Regions from separate parts of the Homo sapiens genome. Here region 2 is linked to region 1. A link is a contact called in ENCODE Hi-C or POLR2A ChIA-PET data. All regions are on one chromosome and are shown on one strand. The core of a region is the stretch at or near the end of the contact, and the rest is flanking DNA. Distances in the headings are between cores, read along the strand shown.

Region 1 (4,718 bases), core at 1,375-3,874:
GCATGAGCCACCGTGCCTGGCCCTGCGTGGTATTTCTAGGGCAGGATGGCCCTGCCCTTCTTCTAGTGGGAAGGGCACAAGTGGCATTATTGGTTGTTTGCTCGGAAAGAACCTTCAAAGGCCACAGAACGGGACCTTCCCCCTGGTGACTCACAGGCTGTGGGCGGGCAGGGGCGGCCTCCACTGGCCAAGGGTCCGGACTCTCTGACTCTCATTAATGAGTGAGTACATGTTCCGCCTGACAGCCTGGCCTGGAGCCCGGCTGTGGGCGGCGGTGAGTGGGCAGCCAGCAGTGAGTAGCAGCCGGGGCGGGGTGAGCTGTCCCCACCGTGACTCAGAAGGTATTTTCTGCTGCTGACCTCTGAGCTTGAGTGTCCTGAGTAATCCCAGCTCCCCCGGAGGCAGATTAACCTTTAGGCAGCTTTGTGTGAGTAAAGGAGTCGCTTTAAATAGGAAGGAATAATAGAAAAAACCCAAGTGTTCCGTTTTATAGCAAATGCACACTGCTTTGTTCCTGCTGGCCTGAAAGAGGTTGCAGGGGGTACTGGGGCGGGGAATTGTCCAGAAACTCTGCAGATGATACAGGGACACTCCAGCCTAGCCTCTGAGGAGAGTTTTTTTTGAGACGGACTCGCTCTGTCTCCCAGGCTGGAGTGCAGTGGCCCAATCTCGGCTCACTGCAGCCTCCGCCTCCTGGGTTCAAGTGATTCTCCTGCCTCAGCCTCCCGAGTAGCTGGGATTACAGGTGTGAGCCACCACGCCCAGCTCTTTTTTTCCTTTAAAAATCTGCTTGTTATCTGCTGCTCATCAGAGTGTATATTTGGGGTAATTCGAGCCTGTGCTCCCAGGTTGCAGTCCTCAAATGTGGCCCAAATAAATGCTCCACTTATATTAATTTTGCTCCAGTTCCTTTCCTTTAGCTCGACAGTGTGAATCTACAATTATCTTAAAATAAAAAGTTTAATTAAAAAAAACACACGGTTGCCCAGGCACGGTGGCTCATGCCTGTAATCCCGGCACTTTGGGAGGCCAAGGCGGGCAGATCACCTGCGGTCAGGAGTTCGAGACCAGCTTGGCCAACATGACGAAACCCCGTATTTACCAAAAATACAAAAATTAGCTGGGCGTGGTGGCGGTTGCCTATAATCCGGAGAATTGCTTGAACCCGAGAGGGGGAGGCTGCAGTGAGCTGAGATCATGCCATTACACTCCAGACTGGTCGACAGAGTGAGACTCTGTCTCAAACAAACAGACAAAATTAGATAAAGGAAAAAAGAATTTTTGTTCAAGTAATATTGGCCATTGATGGCTGCAAATCACTCTTGGTGTTACAGATTCCAGGAACAGGAAGATAGTGTCCGAGACCAGGATGCAGGAACAGATAGATGCCTTTCCACGCTTGCCCCTGGTGTGGTTGGGAGGCGTGACTGAAATCCTTGCTCTTGTCTCTCTGGACCTGATGCATTTTGCATGCCTCACTGGGCACGGACTGCTTGGAGCTGTTTTTATCTTCCAGCAGTGTGAGGTGTAGGAAGGACCCAACACGGTTCCTCCTGTGCTCTCCGCAGTCAACACAGAGGAGTTGCGGAACCAGATACGGGTACCCGGGGATTCATCAGTTCTGTGTTTCCTACTGGGCAGCCCCGATTCAACTCACTTCCAGCATGTCTACCTCGACACAGGCTCAGATCCCACGGGGTAAGGGCTCAGTCCCCAAGACTCCCCCACTTTCCATGCCAGTTAGAGGCCTCACGTTGTGACCTGTGCTTCTGAGTGACCGGTCGGCTGTAAATCCAGGTTCCCGTCACCCTTACCTCGGCTTGATTACATTGCCTCAGTGGCTCACAGAACTCCCGAGAAACACTTAGGTCCTTTGGTTAATGATAAAGGACGATCTGTGGGATGCCCATGAATACTGAGAAATGGATCCTCAGGGCAAGGCATGGGGGAAGGGCCCACTCCCTCCAGGAGTCTCCCGGAACGTGTGTCTCCCGGGACCTGTCCCCCTCCAGGAGTCTCCTGGAACCTGTCCCCCTCCAAGAGTCTCCCAGAACCTGTCCTTTAGAGTGTTGTTTCTCTCATTATTTTTGGGATAGGGTCTTGCTTTGTCACCCAGGCTGGAGTGCAGTGGCTCGATATCTGCTGACTGCATTCTCCGCCTCCCAGGCTGAAAGGATTCTCTTCCTTCAGCCTCCTGAGTAGCTGGGATTACAGGCATGAGCCACCACGCCTGGCTAAATTTTGTATTTTTTGGTGGGGCCTTGCTGTGTTGCCCCAGGCTAGTGGTAACTTTGATAAGCTTTGGGCCTCAGCCTCAGGCTGTGTGGTGGGGTCTAAGGTACAGCAGGGGCCCCAGAGGAGTCCTCCAGGGGAAGGACTGCGAGAATGCTGTGGCACTGGCAGAGCCTTTTACCTGGAGGATCCCTGCATTGAGCCCTTCTGGTCCCGAATTGTACTGAGCCCTCTTCTTCCTGCCTGTAGGCTGAAAGAATGAATTCCTGGCCCTGGAAGGTTCAAACAGCAGTTCTCAGGGGTGGAGGTGGCTCTGCCCCCAGGGGACACCTGGTGGCGTCTAGAGACCTTTGCGGTTGTCACCACCGGGGTGGGGGAAGCCCAAGGATGCTGCTCATCACTCACAGAGCTTGGGGCAGCCCCACCACCGAGGGCGGGCCAGGAGACGCCAAGAGCTGTGCCTTTCATCGCCTGGGGTCCCGGGCACCGACCGCCGCCGGGTGTCGCTCCGTGTTCGTGTACATGCCTTCTCCTGGGGGTAGCCCTGCTTTTATTTCCTGAGTGCTTCCTGGGACCATGCATGTCCGGCAGGCCCTGGCCAAGATCCAGGCTTGCTGCGTGCAGTCCCCGCCCACTGTGTCCCCCTGAGGGAAGGACCTGAGGTGAAGTTAGCGTAATGGGAGTGTATTTGGGCCTCGTTTGCGGGCTGCAGCTCTGGAGACACAGATTCAAGTGCCCAGAATGTATGCGCGGCAGTTACAAGTGGGGCTTCCTGGAGAAAAGAAGGGGCGGCTTTTGCATTGGAATCACAGAAGTGATTGCCCGGCTCCACGTCCTTCCTGGTATCTCAGACTCCAGGGACGTGAAGATAACAGATGGTCACATTGTGCAAATAGTGATAACCTTGTAGGTAATTCATCAGCTAGTGTGGAAACCCCAGGGGAGGAAAGAAGGCCCTGGGAGGGAGTGACTGAAACTCACTTGGAGGCTCTCTGGGCCTGTGGAGTTCTGCACAGCATGCAGCTCCCACTCCTCGGACGCACTTTTCTTTTTTGTTTTCTTTTCTTTCCTTTTTTTTTTTTTTGAGACGGAGTCTCGCTCTGTGGCCCAGGCTGGAGTGCAGTGGCGCGATCTCTGCTCACTGCAAGCTCCGCCTTCAGGGTTCAAGTGATTCCCCTGCCTCAGCCTCCCGAGTAGCTGGGACTACAGGCGCCCGCCGCCACGCCCAGCTAATTTTTTGTATTTTTAGCAGAGATGGGGTTTCACCATGTTAGCCAGGATGGTCTCGATCTCCTGACCTCATGATCCACCCGCCTTGGGCTCCCAAAGTGCTGGGATCACAGGTGTGAGCCACCGTGCCCGGCCAGCCACTTTTCTTTCTTTCTTTTTTTTTTTTTGAAGACAGAGTCTCACTCTTTTTACTCAGGCTGGAGTGCAGTGGCGCCATCTCGGCTTACTGAAACCTCCGCCTCCTGGGTTCAAGCCATTCTCCTGCCTCAGCCTCCCGAGTAGCTGGGATTACAGATGTGTGCCACCAGGCCCAGCTAGTTTTTGTATTTTTAGTGGAGACGGGGTTTCACCATGTTAATCAGGCTGGTCTCAAACTCCTGACCTCGTGGTCTGCCTGCCCTGCCTCCCAAAGTGCTGGGATTACAGGCGTGAGCCACTGCGCCTGGCAATATTTTTCCTCTTTTTTTTGAAATAACATCCTTGTTGTGACAGTTCACGTATCATAAAGTTCACCTGTTTTAGGCTGGACGTGAGAATGGCATGAACCCAGGAGGCGGAGCTTGCAGTGAGCTGAGATCGTGCCACTGCACTCCAGCCTGGGCAACTGCGCGAGACTCCATCTCAAAAAAAAAAAAAAAGTTCACCCGTTTTAAGTGTACATTTCAGTGTGTTTTAGTATATTCACAGATTGTGCAGTCGTCACCATTGTCTAATTCCAGAACGTTCTAATCACCCCAAAAGGAAACGCTGCCGCCTCAGCAGTCAGTGCTGGTCTCCCCTAGCGTCCTGGAGCGTTTTTCCCTGCATGGAGGCCCACGAGTCCCGCGCTTTCCTCCTTCCCTGTCACGCTGTGGCTTTAGGAGGCCCACGAGTCCCGCGCTTTCCTCCTTCCCTGTCACGCTGTGGCTTTGGCCTCAGGCTAGAGGGTCGGTGTCTGTCAGCCTGTGCTCAGACGAGGGCGAGGAGAGTTCTGGTCAGCGCGTCCAGCCTCCCTCCTGTGTTGCTTTGCTGCTGGAAAAAGAGGGTCCTGATGCAGACCCCAAGAGAGGAGAGAACTCGAGGTGAGCCGCGGATCACAGTGAGAGCAGCCACCAAGCCGCTTCCTTACACAGCGGGCCTCCCTGACAGAGCAGGGCGTCCTCGGGGAGCAGGCAGAGGGTGCCTGCTCTTCCTTAGCGCCTCCGTCTGTGAGAAACGGCCAGGGTTGCGAGTAAACCTGGAACGTGCAGACACTCACTGGAGGCCAGCCGGGTGGT
Region 2 (4,864 bases), core at 96-2,595, 280 kb after region 1:
GGAGTCCCCTCCCAGACCCCTCTGGGCCCCTGAGACTCCCCCCAGGCCTCTGCAACCTGGAGCCCCCGCTCCCCCAGACCCCGCTGAGCCCAAGATCCCCCACTTCTGCCAACCGGGGGCCAGCCCGTGCCCCTCTGTGCCCCTACCTCACACGCAGGCACATGGCCCAGGCTCAGGCTGGGCTGTTCCCTGGGATGGAGGGAGGAGCATCTGGCCTTCCCATGCTGTGTCCCCCCGACAGGCCAGCTGCCAATGTGGTGGCTCGGAGGCTCCAGGACAGAAGCTCCCACCCCTCAATCACAGAGATCTGCAGTCAGAGTCCCCAGCTCCCCACCCCACCAGCGGCCCCCACCTTTCACCCCTCGATCACAGGGATCTGTAGTCAGAGTCCCCAACTCCCCACCCCACCAGCGGCCCCCACCTTTCACCCCTCGATCACAGGGATCTGCAGTCAGAGTCCCCAGCTCCCTACCCCACCAGCGGCCCCCACCTTTCACCCCTCGATCACAGGGATCTGCAGTCAGAGTCCCCAGCTCCCCACCCCACCAGCGGCCCCCACGTTTCACCCCTCGATCACAGGGATCTGCAGTCAGAGTCCCCAGCTCCCCACCCCACCAGCGGCCCCCACCTTTCACCCCTCGATCACAGCGATCTGTAGTCAGAGTCCCCAACTCCCCACCCCACCAGCCGCCCCCACCTTTCACCCCTCGATCACAGGGATCTGTAGTCAGTCCCCAGCTGCCCCCCCCAACCAGCCGCCCCCACCTTTCACCCGTCGATCACAGGGATCTGTAGTCAGAGTCCCCAACTCCCCACCCCACCAGCTGCCCCCACCTTTCACCCCTCAATCACAGGGATCTGTAGTCAGAGTCCCCAACTCCCCACCCCACCAGCCGCCCCCACCTTTCACCCCTCGATCACAGGGATCTGTAGTCAGTCCCCAGCTGCCCCCCCCACCAGTCACCCCCACCTTTCACCCCTCGATCACAGGGATCTGTAGTCAGAGTCTCCAGCTCCCCACCCCACCAGCGGCCCCCACCTTTCCCGACGGAGACCCAGCCCAGCCAGCAAGGACATGGGGAGGGGCTGGAGAGCCAGGGGTCACCAGGGCAGGCAGAAGCGACTGGAACACCCTCTGGGCCGCCCAGCTAAAGAAAGCCCCTCCCTAAGCCCCGCGCAAAGCCCCCAAACCCGCCCCTCTCGAGGGCCTCCAGGTGAACTCGAGGCACATGCGGTGCCAGGGAAGGCGACCTCTTCACTTCCTACTAATCCTGCTGCAACCACAGCCGCCACCTGCCCGGCCTCTGCACGCGCCAGCTGGGGGCACAGCTCAGGCTTCTAGTGGCCTTCCTGCCTCCCCTCCTCCCACAGGGCCATGCACTCAGTGAGTTTAAAAATATGTGGAAGCAAACCGCAGTGAGATGCCACTTCGCACCAGCCAGGGCGTCCGTCAAGAAGACAGACAGTCGCAGGTGCGGGCGAGTACGCAGAGAAATCGGAACCTCACAGGCAGCGGCAGGAACCTGAGCTGAGACAGCTCTACAGAAAACAGTCCAGGGGCTCCCCCAAGAGTCACAGAGCCACCCTGTGACCCGGTAACTCCACTCCTGGGTGTGGACCCAGAAGACATGAAATTCACATCCATGCATGTTTGAAAACTACACATGGTGCCGGGCGCAGTGGCTCACACCTGTAATCCCAGCACTTTGGGAAGCCGAGGCGGGCGGATCACAAGGTCAGGAGATCGAGACCATCCTGGCTAACACAGTGAAACCCCGTCTCTACTAAAAAAACATACAAAAAATTAGCCAGGCGTGGTGGTGGGCGCCTGTGGTCCCAGCTACTTGGGAGGCTGAGGCAGGAGAATGGCATGAACCCGGGAGGTGGAACTTGCAGTGAGCCGAGATCGCACCACTGCCCTCCAGCCTGGGAGACAGAGCGAGACTCAGTTTCAAAATAAATAAATAAATAAATAAAATGAAAAATAAAAATAAATAAAAAAATAAAAGCAATGCGGTCCCTCCACCATCCACACACAGGAACATGACCCAGCTGTGTAACGGAGCAAGGTTCTGACACCACAGTGTGGATGCCCCTTGAGGATGTCACACTCATGAGACGCCAGACACAAAACGCCACACAGTGTGTAATCCCATTTCCATGAAATGTCCAGGTCAGGCCAGTGCACAGACACAGGCAGCGGGTGTGTGGGCAGCGGGGCTGGAGAAGGGGACGGGGAGTGACCGCTGAGGGGGACAGGCTTCTTTTAGTGGGGATGAACGTTCTAAAATTGGACACATTGGTGGTGGCACAGCTGTGGAGATATGAAAACGCGAAACCTACGGGTGAGCTGGGTGAACCTTATGAGGCGGGAATTAACTGCTCCGGCTCTGGCGCTGAGGAAAAGGAGGACCGGAGGATGGTAGGCGGAACCAGGCCCAGCACCACCCGCTAGAACGCCGTGATGTTCCCACAGCCCTACAGGGCCAAGGGTGTCTATGCAAGGTGGGTACAGGGTCGGCCTGCATCTGGAGGGCCACACCCCCATGTTACAGGCGAGGCTCCTGTGCAGAGGGCTGGGGGCCTGCCAGGACGCACCCCTTGGCAGTGACCGGGCCTCTTCTGAGGTGGGACCCTCAGCCTCAAACCAACGCATGCTGGGCCATCTGGACAAGTCAGAGTCTCAGGCTGCCCCAGCACCGCAGCTCCAAGTCCCGTCAGCCTACAGTGGGGCGGGATAAGGGTTCCCAACCTGATTTTATGTATGGGAAAACTGAGGCACGGGTCAGTAAAAAGCCGCCTCCTGACCACCGCTGGGTCCTAGACATATCAGGTCTGCGGGGACCAATTGTAGGACGGGGACCCACAGAGGCAGCAGTGCAAAGCGAGCTCCTCCCGCGGCACCCCGGCCACCCCCAAGCCCTCCCTCCCATGCAGGCGATCATCTGGGCCGTGCCCTCCACATCTGTGTCCTGGGAACAGACTTCTAGAAAAACCCAAATCAGGAAAAAGCGGCCAGCTCCACGCTGCAAACAGCTGGGCACCAGGTGCAGGCATGGTGGTGTCTGCCTCTCCCTCAAAGCTCCCAAATACCCCTAACCTCAAGGGAGGGGCTGACGGGACACCCTCAGGATGGGGGTCACACACGAGCTCTCCTGTCCCCACAGAGAGAGAGCTGACTGCGGCTCACGAGGCAGAGGGGCCAGGATGAACAAAACAGCAGAGTTTCCAACAAAGACAAGATCAGCGCCGGGACACACAGGAGCCCGTTCAAGGTGAGAAAAAACAGCAACTCTGCAATGGCAGCCACACGCACAGAGGCATGCTGAGCACCCCCAGACCATGTGCACGGCGGTCCTGTAAGACTCTAATGCAAACCTGGCATGGGGGCTCACCCCTGTCATCCCAGCACTTTGGGAGGCTGAGGTGGGCGGATTACGAGGTTAGGAGATCAAGACCATCCTTGTTAACACGGTGAAACCCTGTCTCTACTAAAAATACAAAAAAATTAGCCGGGCATGGTGGCGTGCACCTGTAATACCAGCTACTCAGGAGGCTGAGGCAGGAAAATTGCTTGAACCCAGGAGGCAGGGGTTGCTGTGAGCCAAGATTGGGCCATTGCACTCCAGCCTGGCGACAGCCAGACTCCACTTCAAAAAATAAAAAGAAAAAGAATCTAATACCATATTCTTACTGCACCTTTCTTGTGTTTATTTACTTATTTTGAGACAGAGCCACACCCAGCCTGGAGAGCAATGCCGCAATCACAGCTCACTGCAGCCTCAAACTCTGGGCTCAAGCAATCCTCCTGTCTCAGCTGCCCCAATAGCTGGGACTATAGGCACACATACTACTATGCCTGCCTAATTAGTTTCTAACTTTTTTTTTAAGAGATGGGGTCTTGCTATGTTGCCCAGGCTGGTCTCAAACTCCTGGACTCAAGCAATCTGCCTGCCCCAGCCTCCCAAAGTACTGGGATTATAGGCGGGAGCCACCGCACCCAGCCCTTTCTCGTGTTTAAATGCTCACATACTTACCATTGTGTAACCGGTGCCCACAGCATTCCACAGAGGAGCGGGCGGTGTGGGTCTGTGGCCTAGGAGGCCACGCCCAAGCCTGGGTGTGTGGTGGCTTCCACCATCCGGGAGTGTGGGAGTGCACTCTACCATGCCCACACAAGGGGCACGTCTCCTAACGACACGCTTTCCACAAGGTATCCCTGTCACTAAACGACACCTGACTTGAATTAATAGTTTGTTCATTGTAGATTTTTTGAATTAATTGATTTTTAAAAGATAATCCATTAGGGCCCGGTGCGCTGGTGCATGCCTGAAATCCCAGCACTTTGGGAGGCTGAGGCGGGCGAATTACTTGAGGTCAGCAGTTCGAGACCAGCCTGGCCAACATGGTGAAACCCTGTCTCTATTAAAACACAAATTAGCTGGGTGTGGTGGTAGGCGCCTGTAATCCCAGCTACTCGGGAGGCTGAGACAGGAGAATCACTTGAACCCGGGAGGCAGAGGTTGCAGTGAGCTGAGATCACGCCACTACGCTGCAGCCTGGGTGGTACAGAGAGACCCTGTCTCAAAAAAAATATACATATGTCTGGGCGCCGTGGCTCACGCCTGTCATCCCAGCACTTCGGGAGGCCAAGGCAGTTGGATCACCTGAGGTCAGGAGTTCGAGACCAGCCTGACCAACATGGAGAAACCCTGTCTCTACTAAAAATACAGAATTAGCCGGGCATGGTGGTGTATGCCTGTAATCCCAGCTACCCAGGAGGCTGAGGCAGGAGAATCGCTTGAACCAGGGAGGCGGAGGTTGTGGTGAGCCAAGATCACGCCACTGCACTCCAGCCTGGGCA

The links. A loop is a pair of places that touch in the nucleus more often than their neighbours do. ChIA-PET counts read pairs that join two places held with the same protein, here RNA polymerase II (POLR2A). Pooled maps may share reads with other maps.
Region 2: a pooled map shows a loop between it and region 1 (2.2-fold over the local background). The contact joins two enhancer-like sites. A Hi-C loop is called at or near these places in 1 of 168 maps with a recorded cell type or tissue (naive thymus-derived CD4-positive, alpha-beta T cell), 8 of 37 single-sample maps with no recorded cell type and 11 of 50 pooled maps. POLR2A ChIA-PET finds 5 or more read pairs at or near these places in 3 of 52 experiments (GM10248, activated T-cell and activated naive CD8-positive, alpha-beta T cell).

Annotation. Positions count from the first base shown.
Region 1 is chr19:2,168,892-2,173,609 of GRCh38, forward strand. The region is part of intron 1 of DOT1L (DOT1 like histone lysine methyltransferase); the gene reads left to right. Among named protein-coding and RNA genes, the nearest start is that of DOT1L, 7.3 kb to the left of the region's middle. RefSeq lists enhancers at 1-872, 1-4, 2,155-2,749, 2,295-2,664, 2,750-3,344 and 5 more and a silencer at 206-446. Within about 2 kb of position 2,625, at least 15 of the 41 ENCODE cell types and tissues checked have a DNase peak (open chromatin) inside an H3K27ac peak, as active enhancers do.
Region 2 is chr19:2,445,191-2,450,054 of GRCh38, forward strand. The region is part of intron 1 of LMNB2 (lamin B2); the gene reads right to left. Among named protein-coding and RNA genes, the nearest start is that of LMNB2, 9.3 kb to the right of the region's middle. Within about 2 kb of position 1,346, at least 2 of the 41 ENCODE cell types and tissues checked have a DNase peak (open chromatin) inside an H3K27ac peak, as active enhancers do.